Linked DNA regions of Homo sapiens: region 1 is linked to region 2. A link is a loop called in an ENCODE intact Hi-C map of the cell type or tissue named here. Cell type or tissue: heart right ventricle. All regions are shown on one strand. Each heading gives the region's core, and the rest is flanking DNA. Links, peaks and the distances in the headings are about the cores only.

What was found. A loop is a pair of places that touch in the nucleus more often than their neighbours do. Peaks named below come from ENCODE experiments on the same cell type or tissue, not always from the same donor. Only the 100,000 strongest peaks of a DNase experiment are listed, where the experiment ranks them.
Region 1: it touches region 2 in a loop (2.4-fold over the local background); 24 of 110 quality-filtered maps call a loop at or near these places.

The regions. Positions count from the first base shown.
Region 1 is chr14:65,292,334-65,297,720 of GRCh38, reverse strand. No RefSeq gene overlaps it. Among named protein-coding and RNA genes, the nearest start is that of MIR4708, 40 kb to the left of the region's middle. In heart right ventricle, for the core only: no CTCF peak of the experiment used is centred there; no DNase peak of the experiment used is centred there.
Region 2 is chr14:65,402,456-65,407,842 of GRCh38, reverse strand. It overlaps a transcript of FUT8 not described here. Among named protein-coding and RNA genes, the nearest start is that of FUT8-AS1, 7.5 kb to the left of the region's middle. In heart right ventricle, for the core only: no CTCF peak of the experiment used is centred there; no DNase peak of the experiment used is centred there.

The DNA of each region.
Region 1 (5,387 bases), core at 326-5,325, 110 kb after region 2:
TGTCTGAGGGGAACCCTGAGGAACAACAGGGTCTCCAGAGATTTTTCTTTTTGAAAATGTATTTATTTATTTAGAGACAGGGTCTTGCTATATTGTCCAGGTGGCTATTTATAGGCACGATGATAGCGTACTACAGCCTCAAACTCCTGGGCTCAAGCCATCCTCCTGCCTCAGCCTCCTGAGTATCTGGGACTACAGGTGTGTGTGACCAGGCTGGGCTCCAAGGATTTTTGTGATATAGGGCAGAGCCATAGCTAGCTTCAATATACCGAGTGCCTGACATCAATTATCACATTTAATTCTCACAACAATCCAAGAGGTAGGTAATATTAGCCTCATTGTACCAATGAGGAAGGAAGAGGTCAGAGAAGGTACATAACTAATGAGGAGTCACACAGCCTGTGAAGTTCAAACACAAGTCTATTTGATTCTAAAGTCAATGATGTATGTATTCGTCTGTTCTCACACTGCTATAAAGACATACAAGAGACTGGGCAATTTATGGAGAAAAAAGGGTTAATTAACTTACAGTTCTGCAGGCTGTATAGGAGGCATAGCTGAGGAGGCCTCAGGTACCTAATAATCACAGTGGAAGGCGAAGGGTAAGCAAGCATGTCTTACCATGGCAGAGCAGGAGAGAGAGACAGGGAACGAAGGGGGAAGTGCCACACACTTTTAAACCATCAGCTCTCGTGAGAACTTACTATCATGAGAAAAGCAAGGGGGAATTCTGCCCCATGATCTAACCACCTCCCACCAGATCCCTCCTCCAACACTGAGAATTACAATTTGACATGAGATTGGGTGGGCACACAGAGCCAAATCATATCACTCTACCACTACACCATCATGCCTCCAAAGAGGACCAGAATTTGGTCAATAAATTTACTTAACATTTATTGCATGTCTACTATATTCCAGGCACTGTTCTAGACACTCACTATATAATAATGAACAACATAAACAAAATCCCTGATCACATTAGGTTTAAAGACTGGAAGTTATTGAAATTGTAACCTTATGTTGTTTTCAGACTAGTCTGACCTTGGACACACAGGTTACATAAGGAAACTTGAATAATTCTGAGGCTTGAGATAACTTGGATTTCCATTACTCAGCCCTGCTCAGGGCCAGCTGCCAATGTCTCCCCCACTACTCATCTGTACATAATCTGCTCCATTACACTGATTTAGGAGAAAAACATAGTTCACTTCTGTTTTCCAAAGAATGAGAATAACTTGTGCTGGAGAGCAGTTGAGAACAGGGGAACAAGGACAGAAACAGAGGACACAATGCTCTTGAGGGTTGCTGATGCCTATGCAAGAATGTTTGCATTTAGAAACAGCATCTATATCCATATATATACCCATATAGTGTGTGTGTGTGTGTGTGTGTGTGTGTGTGTGTATATACATCCATATAGCTTACACACAATCAAGCTCTCATCCACATCCCTTTGAACAGATAGAGTACCAAGACAGGCCAGTCAAGAGCATGGTGAGTGTATATATACAACTGATGCTATGGGAATATTGGCAGGGTGGACTAGTCAGAGTCAAGTATGACACCATTGCTAGAAGCTTTCTATAACCCAATGTAAGAGATGCAGGGTACATGGAATCATGATTTGACTTCCATTTTAACTAAGCCCATGACAAAGGAGGTAGAACATAGTTGTTAAGAACATGAACTCTGTAGCTGGGTGTGATGGTGCATGCCTGTAGTCCCAGCTACTCAGGAGGCTGAGTTAGGAGGATCACCTGAGCCAGGGGAGATTGAGGCTGTAGTGAGCTATGAATCTGCCACTACACTACAGCCTGGGCACGGTATGAACTCTAGAGAAAAACTTCTTGAGTGACTCCATGTTGTGCCACTTACTAGCTGTGGGGCCATGAATAAATGATTTAATTTCTTTTTGCTTCACCTTCCTATCTTTAATATGGAGATAGCCAGGCACAGTGGTTTGCACCTGTAATCCCAGCACTTTGGGAGGCTGAGGCAGGAGGATCACTTGAGCTCAGGAGTTCGAGACCAGCCTGAGCAACATAGTGAGACCTCATCTCTACAAAACAATTAAAAAATTAGCCAGGTGTGGTGGAGCACACCTGTAGTCCCAGCTACCCAAGAGGCTGAGGTGAGATCACTTGAACCTAGGAATTCCAGGCTACATGCCACTGCATTCCAGCCTGGGCTACAGAGCAAGACCCTGTTTAAAAAAATAAAATAAAGTAAAATAAAATAAAACAGAGATAATAATAAAAGCTGCCTCACAGGATGGATTGTAAAGATTAGCAAAATATAAGTGTTAGCTATTATTAACAAAGTAAGATTCTTTGGATAATCGGTCATGATTGATATTATATGTGTTTATGAAATCCTATTTCATTTTTCCTCTTTCAGGGCAGAAAGGAAGATTATATACTGCATTGTTCCTTTCATGTACAGCTAGGTTTTAGCCAATTGATTACTGGTGGAAATGATAGCCACCCTCAGTCTTGACGCTTATAAACATCCTACAGGGTTTTTGCCCCTGCTGCAGCAATCCTGAAAGTCACATGAGATGGCAACATTCTAAGATGGTAGAACCTCCATCAACCTGGGTCCCTGAGAGATTATATGGAGCAAATCTCCCCTGAGCCCCATCCTTATCTACACTGGACATGTCACATAAACAAGAAATGAATGCTTTACTATATCAAGCCAGTGAGATTAGAGATTCATTGTTGCCAAAGCATAATCTCTCCTGTCCTGATGGAGAGGCACCATGGGCCTTCGTGTTCCAAGACTTGGAGTCTTAAATGCCTAAAGTGCTAGGTTATCTACTCAAGTCCTAGGGTGTGGAGGTTTCTCCATTTAAGCCTCTTAACTTCTTATTTTTATTTTTATTTTTTTTGATGGAGTCTTGCTCTGTCACCCAGGCTGGAGTGCAGTGGCGCAATCTCGGCTCACTGCAAGCTCCACCTCCCAGGTTCATGACATTCTCCTACCTCAGCCTCCCGAGTAGCTGGGACTACAGGCGCCCGCCACGACGCCCGGCTAATTTTTTTGTATTTTTAGTAGAGACGGGGTTTCACTGCATTAGCCAGGTCGGTCTCAATCTCCTGACCTTGTGATCCGCCCGCCTCGGCCTCCCAAAGTGCTGGGATTACAGGCGTGAGCCACCACGCCCAGCCGCCTCTTAACTTCTTAAGAGCCATGGATTCTTTTTATACTGCCAACAGCAACCTATATTTTTTAAGGAAGGATAAAACATTCCCCCTTCCTTTTCAAGCTGGATCTCAGCAGAAAGTCTTGCTGCTATTTTTCCAAATGCCACACTCATTCATTCTTCTATACCTTGACTTATCAAGTTTCCTTTTGTTTTGTCAGTTTGTCCAGTTGATGGCCTAGCCTTCATGAAGTATAAAGTCTGCTTAAAATGTTCATGTTTCCATGGCCAGTCGCAGTGGCTCACGCCTGTAATCCCAGCACTTTGGGAGCCCAAGGCGGGAGGATCACCTGAGGTCGGGAGTTTGAGACCAGCCTGACCAACACAGAGAAACCTCTTCTCTACTAAAAATACAAACATTAGCCAGGCGTGGTGGCGCATGCCTGTAATCCCAGCTACTTGGGAGGCTGAGGCAGGAGGATCGCTTGAACCCAGGAGGCGGAGGTCGTAGTAAGCCAAGATTGCACCACTGTACTCCAGCCTGGGCAACAAGAACGAAACTACATCTCAAAAAAACAAAACAAAACAAAAAACAACAAAGTTCATGTTTCCCTTTTCTAGAATCTTACTGCACTTATAGTTAACATTGGCACTTAGTAATATAAGATCTTGTTTTAGGGACCTTAGCTTTATCACTCTGGTGAGATTAAGGGCAGGGACGTTCTTTTAGATAACCACAGGGCCTAAGGCACCATTGGGCCTCAAATAGATGGCCTATAGATATTTATTGAATTAAATTTCTAGGCAATGTATTAAAGCCCAGACTTGCCACATTCTTGACCCTTTCTTTTTTTTTGAGACGGAGTCTAGCTCTGTCGCCCAGGCTGGGGTGCAGTGGTGCTATCTTGGCTCACTGCAACCTCCACCTCACGGGTTCAAGTGATTCTCCTGTCTCAGGCTCCTGAGTAGCTGGGATCATAGACGCCTGCCACCATGCCTGGCTAATTTTTGTGTTTTTAGTAGAGACGGGGTTTCACCATATTGGTCAGGCTGGTCTCAAACTCCTGACCTTGTGATCTGCCCGCCTCGGCCTCCCAAAGTGCTGGGATTACAGGTGTGAGCCACTGCGCCCAGCCATTCTTGATCCTTTCTTCCCAGAATAGGTCTGTGGGTAAAGAAAGGTGACTGGAAACGTTCCCCATCACCTTCTGGTCTGAATGAATTAGGGCATCTTTGTCCATGCTCATTAGAAAGGTGGATATGGCTGGGTGTGGTGGCTCACACCTGTAATCCCAGCACTTTTGGAGGCCCAAAGTGCTGGGTTTACAGGGAGGATTGCTTGAGTCCAAGAGTTCAAGACCAGCCTGGGCAACAGAGCGAGACCCCCATCTCTACAAAAAATAAAAAAGTTAACTGGGTGTGGTGGCATACACCTATGGTCTCAGCTACTTGGAAGGCTGAGGTGGGAGAATCACTTGAGCCCTGGAGGTTGAGACTGCAATGACCTATGATGGTGCCACTACACCCCAGCCTGGGTGACAGAGCAAGACCCTGTTTAAAAAAAAAAAAAGAAAGGAAGGAAGATATGTGTGTTGTGGGTTAGGGAACTGAGAAGGGGTGACAGTCAGGGAGTTGACACAATATTTATTTCTATTCCCTTATATATTGCTGAGTAAATATAGCTAAATTCTTATGAGCCTCTGCAGGTAAACCATAAAGCTCTCTAAGGACAAGCACCATGTTTTCTATTGATCAAATATTGATAGTTCTTTTATTTCAAACAAGACTCAGTGACAGGACCTTATATTTGCAGCATTATTTAAAATGTACAAGATATTTTCTAATTTTTGTCTTATTTGCTCTTTATAGTAATCAAGGCTCCACATACCTGGTTTAGGTCACTGTACTGCCAAGTTAAAAAGAAGTTGGAAATGTTCCTTTGAGTTCTTTTGTGTTTCTTGTTTCTTTTCTTTTCTTTTTTTTTTTTTTTTTTTTGATACAGAGTCTTGCTCTGTCGCCCAGGCTGGAGTACAGTGGCGTGATCTTGGCTCACTGCAACCTCTGCTTCCCGGTTCAAGCGATTCTCCTGCCGCAGCCTCCCGAGTAGCTGGGACTACAGGCGCCCAGCACCACGCCCAACTAATTTTTCTATTTTTAGTAGAGATGGGGTTTCACCATATTGGCCAGGCTGGTCTTGAACTCCTGACCTTGTGATCTGCCCACCTCGGCCTCCCAAAGT
Region 2 (5,387 bases), core at 260-5,259:
AATGAAGTCAACCTACTGGCGATGGCAGACAGATAGAAAACCCTTGCAGATTTGATTGAGCTGTGGTCATACCACTCCTGAAAACTATTCTTTCCTGGACTATTAATTCTACAAAATAATAATTATGTTTGTTTGTTCCCACCATAACACTGTAAGCAAAAACTCTATCTTGTATATCTTTAATTTCATCTCAGTTCCTAACACAGATATGTCTCAAGAAGCACTAAAACGTATTGGATATAGCCAGCAATTATGGCTCATACCTTCACCTCAACATTTTGGGAAGCCAAGGTGGGAGGATCACTTGAGGCCAGGAGTTCAAGACCAGGCTGGGCAACCATAGCAAGACCCCTGTCTCTATTTTTTTAAATATATTGGATACATTAAAAACATTTTAATGTAATAGATCATACTCTTGCCTTCAGAAAAAAAAGTATTATCTGTATTAACAAGGAGAGAGAGTAATTTGATTCAATCCAATCTTCTTACAGATGAAGAGATTAAAACCTTGTAAGACATTACAAGGTTTATCAAGCTCATATAGCTTTGGTATGGCAAAATTGAAGTAGGGAAATAGCTAATAATTTCTTCATCAAAATTGACCATAGTTTCCAACTTAGGATAGAGAAGTATTGAGCCAGTATATTACTCTCAGACTTACTAGCTTTTTTGTAACCACATCACACCAATCTGGTTCAACTTTTATGTAACAAAGTTGTGAGTTGTTTTTCAGTTACCAATGGCCCCCCAGTTTGAAGGTCACCTAACCTGAACATGCCCAGATGAACCGAGTCTGCAACTACAGCGGGAACCTAAGTGCTCTGACTGAGGAGTGAGGACTGAATTAAGAAGGGGACACCACATTGTAGGATCCAGGATCTAATCGTATCAAGCTTGGCATCACCCCATGGCAGGATCCAATCAAATCATACCTCCCAGCATCACCTCATTGCAAGATCCAATCAGATCACATCTCATGACTTTATGCTTATAAAACCTGGCCCAGGCCAGGCGCTGTGGCTCACACCTATAATCCCAGCACTTTGGGAGGCCGATGTGGGCAGATTACTTGAGGACAGGAGTTCAAGACCAGCCTGGCCAACATGGTGAAACTCTGTCTCTACTAAAAAAATACAAAAATTAGCTGGGCGTGGTAGTGGGCACCTTTAATCTCAGCTACTTGGAAGGCTCAGGCAGGAGAATCATTTGAACCCAGGAGAAGGAGGTTGCAGTGAGCCGAGATTATGCTACTGCACTCCAGCCTGGGCAACAGAGCAAGACTCCATCTCAGAAAGAAAGAGAGAAAGAGAGAGAGCGAGAGACGAAAAGAAAAGAAAAGAAAAAGAAAACAAGCCCTGCACAGGGAGACAGAGTTGAGCATATCTTCCTGTCTCCTTGCGGTTGACTTGCAATAAAGCTTTTATTTTCTCAAAAGCCAGTGCCATGGTATTGGCCATTGGCCTCTATGCACATTAAACAGTGCTCAGTTACAATCTGACCTTGGGCAAGTTACTTAACCTCTCTGAGCTCTGGTTTTTCCATCTATAAGAAGGGATGATGTCCCCTAGCTCATGGGGTTGTATAAAATAAATGACTCAACATACAAAAAGCACTTAGTACAATTCTTGACATATAGTAAATGTTGTATACATTGCAGCCCTATTAAATGATGTTTATTCATAGCTAAACCATTTTTATGCATTAGGATAGATCCTGTTCTCCTTTACCATTCATTTAATTCAGACCATCGACCTGTATTTTATCATCTCATATAATTTTAACGTATACCTATATTAGTGTGTGGCCAGCACCCACCTTTCCTATAGGAACTACTGCTCTCATGCCCACATTTTTATTATGATGGCAGCGAGAGCTGTGTGACCGCTGTCCATTGCCCACACCTAATTGGTCAAGAGGGGGACACCTGACCCAAGATGGGACAATGAACCCATTCCTCCAGAATGTTTATAGATGTGAGAAGAGAGATTATCTCAGGCCTCACCTAGATATAAAATCTGGGAGAAGTCATTAGTCATTTGCCAAGTGGAGAAACTCATTCTGCATTAGAGAATAAAGTCAGTGGAAAGAGGAAGCAGAGAAGACAGAAGTATCCTTATACTGGAATTCTCAGTTCCAGGTTTTGCTGACCAGTAGTTGAATTTCTGCCTTTTCTTCTGCTTAGGCTCCTCTGTTTCTAGGCTTTCCCTGTATCCTTCCAATATTGTTTCCATCTTGCCTAAGCTATTTCCAGGTAGGTTTATTGTAGATGCAATTAATGCAATAATATGCTCTATTATCATAAAGTAAAAAAAATAAGAAGAGGAAAAATTTTTAGATGTATTACTTTTCATTAATGACCTGGATGATACCACTAAGAATATGACCATCAAGTTTATGAAAGTGAATCAACAAATTTTTATAAGATACTAACTATATGTAAGCTCCCAGTAGAAGACACTTCAGATTTACCTTCCTATATCTTTTCTCATTTTTCCATAATCACAAATCCCCATTTCTGGATAGTCCTATTGGAACTCAACTAAAATCTTACTTTTCCTAGTCTCCCCTGCAATGGATGTGGCTGCATGACTAAATTCTGCCTATTGAGATCTAAGCAGAAATATTGTGCAGTGCTTACATTTTTTAAAAAAATCATGAAAATGAAGGAGATGCACCCTTCTTATCGCTTCTCTCCATCCTATTACCTGAGGCATGATGATGTGATGACTGGAGCCCTTTCAGCCATCTTGGACCATGAGGAGGATAGCTGTACCCTGGGAATAACATAATAGTGACTGGGAGGGAGCTGGCTCCTTGACAACTTTGTCAAGCCTCCACGCCAATCCTGGATTGCTCATTTCCAAAATTATTTTGTGTAAGCTGCTGTTTTATTTAAGCCACTATTATCTAGGTTTTACTGTTATATGCCACTAATTCTGATACTATTGATACAATAATACCATTGCAGTTTAATAAATTCTGATACTATTGATACAATACCATTGCAATTTAATAAACTATATTGAGTTAGGCTGGATCAATAAGGCTGTATAAAAAGGAGCAAGGCCGGCGCCGGGTGCAGCAGCTCACGCCTGTAATCCCAGCACTTGGGGAGGCTGAGGCAGGCAGATCACGAGGTCAAGAGATCGAGACCATCTTGACCAACATGGTGAAACCCCGTCTCTACTAAAATACAAAAAATTAGCTGGGTGTGGTGGCACATGCCTGTAATCCCAGCTACTTGGGAGGCTGAGGCAGGGGAATTGCTTGACCCGGGAGGCAGAGGTTGCAGTGAGCTGAGATTGCGCCACTGCACTCCAGCCTGGCGACAGAGCAAGACTCTGTCTCAAAAAGAAAAAAAAAAGAAACAACGCTGGGTGCAGTGGCTCACACCTGTAATCCCAGCACTTTGGGAGGCCGAGGTGGGTGAATCACAAGGTCAGGAGTTCGAGACCAGCCTGGCCAAGATGGCAAAACCCCATCTCTACTAAAAATACAAAAAAATTAGCTGGGCGCTATGGTGGGCGCCTGTAATCCCACCTACTCAGGAGGCTGAGACAGGAGAATCATTTGAACTCAGGAGGCAGAGGTTGCAGTGAGCCGAGATCACACCACTGCACTCCAGCCTGGACAACAGAGTGAGACTCTGTCTCAAAGAAAAACAAACAAACAAATCTGGCCCCGCACAGTGGCTCACACCTGTAATCCCAGCACTTTGGGAGGCTAAGGCGGGTGGATCACCTGAGGTCAGGAGTTCGAGACCAGCCTGACCAACATCGTGAAACCCTGTCTCTACTAGCGCCTGTAATCCCAGCTACTCAAGAGGTTGAGGCAGGAGAATCACTTGAACCCGGGAGGTGGAGGTTGCACTGAGCCGAGATCATGCCATTGCACTCCAGCCTGGGCAAGAAGAGCAAAACTCCATCTCAAAAAAAAAGAAAAGAAAAAGAAACAAATCTAGAAAGGCTCTTGAAAGAACTATTACAGAAACAAGTACATATTATTATATTTTAAAAATTAAAAATCCAAAAATAGACAATCTGGGGAAGGATGGGTAGGAGCAAGGTCATAAGGAAAAATTGCAGCCAAAAAAAAAAAAAAAAATTAACCACTATCAGTATGATATAAATACTTGCTCCAGCAAGAATAAACCTTGCTAAAGTCACTAAAGTTCCAATGTTCAGCTTTTCAGAGGCAAAAATTCTACCTTATATGTTAACCCAAGGGCAAATTAGAGTCTGATGGGAAAACACTAACTCTAACCAAACTGACAAAAGTCTGAAAAACCAGAGGCCCTCTTGAAAGCAGAGATCCTGCCTATCTGTCTTGATCCCCACCATGTAGCATATTTATTGAATGAGTTAATTAATTTTCATTGCAATATAACTGCCAACAGGATTGAGAAACATAACCTCTGGTTAGTCAGGATCTTCTAGTTTCCATGGGAACAAGGCCATATAAAATCATGGTTCAGAATGTTGATTCTAACTATATTTGAATCCTTGCTCACCAATTAATAGCTGTGAGACCTTGGGAAACTTTAAAACTCTCTGTCTCATTTTTTCATATCTGTAAAGTAGGAATAATAATAGTATCTACATCATAGGGTTGTTGTTAGTATTAAATAAGTTATTACATATAATACTCCTAAGAACAGAGCCTGACACTGAATAAGTACACCATAAATATTAGCCATTTATGGCTCTACAAAAATCCTAAACTAAAGCAAGCCTTTGCAGACCCTATAATTATCTGATCTAAATCCAAAATCAAGATAACATGAAAACAGAATCTAAGGAAGCAGAAGAAAGAAGTGATTGACAAGATTTCCTAGACCAAAGTCTGAATGTCATTTCAGTTCTGCAGTACATGCTATAACACAACTGTTGGTATTTAAAGCAAGGACTAAAGGTTCTAAAAACAACTCCCTATAAATTGTGCTGGTGTGATTTACAAGTAGACTTATAAACCTACATAGATAGAGGTCAAGTGGGGTTAACTTGTATTTATTTCAAGACTGATCATTTAGTTTAAAATATACTCCAGGCGGGCACAGTGGCTCACACCTAAAATCCCAGCACTTTAAGAGGCTGAGGCAGGAGATTGTTTGAGCCCAGGAGTTGGAGACCAGCATAGGCAACATGGCAAGAACCCCATCTCTACAATTTTTTTTGCTTTAGACGGAGTCTCACTCTGTCACCCAGGCTGGAGTGCAGTGGCGCGATCTCGGCTCACTGCAAGCCGCCTCCCTAGTTCATGCCATTCTCCTGCCTCAGCCTCCCAAGTAGCTGCGATTACAGGCGCCTGCCACCACGCCCAGCTAATTTTTTGTATTTTTAGTAGAGACGGGGTTTCACCGTGTTAGCCAAGATGGTCTCGATCTCCTG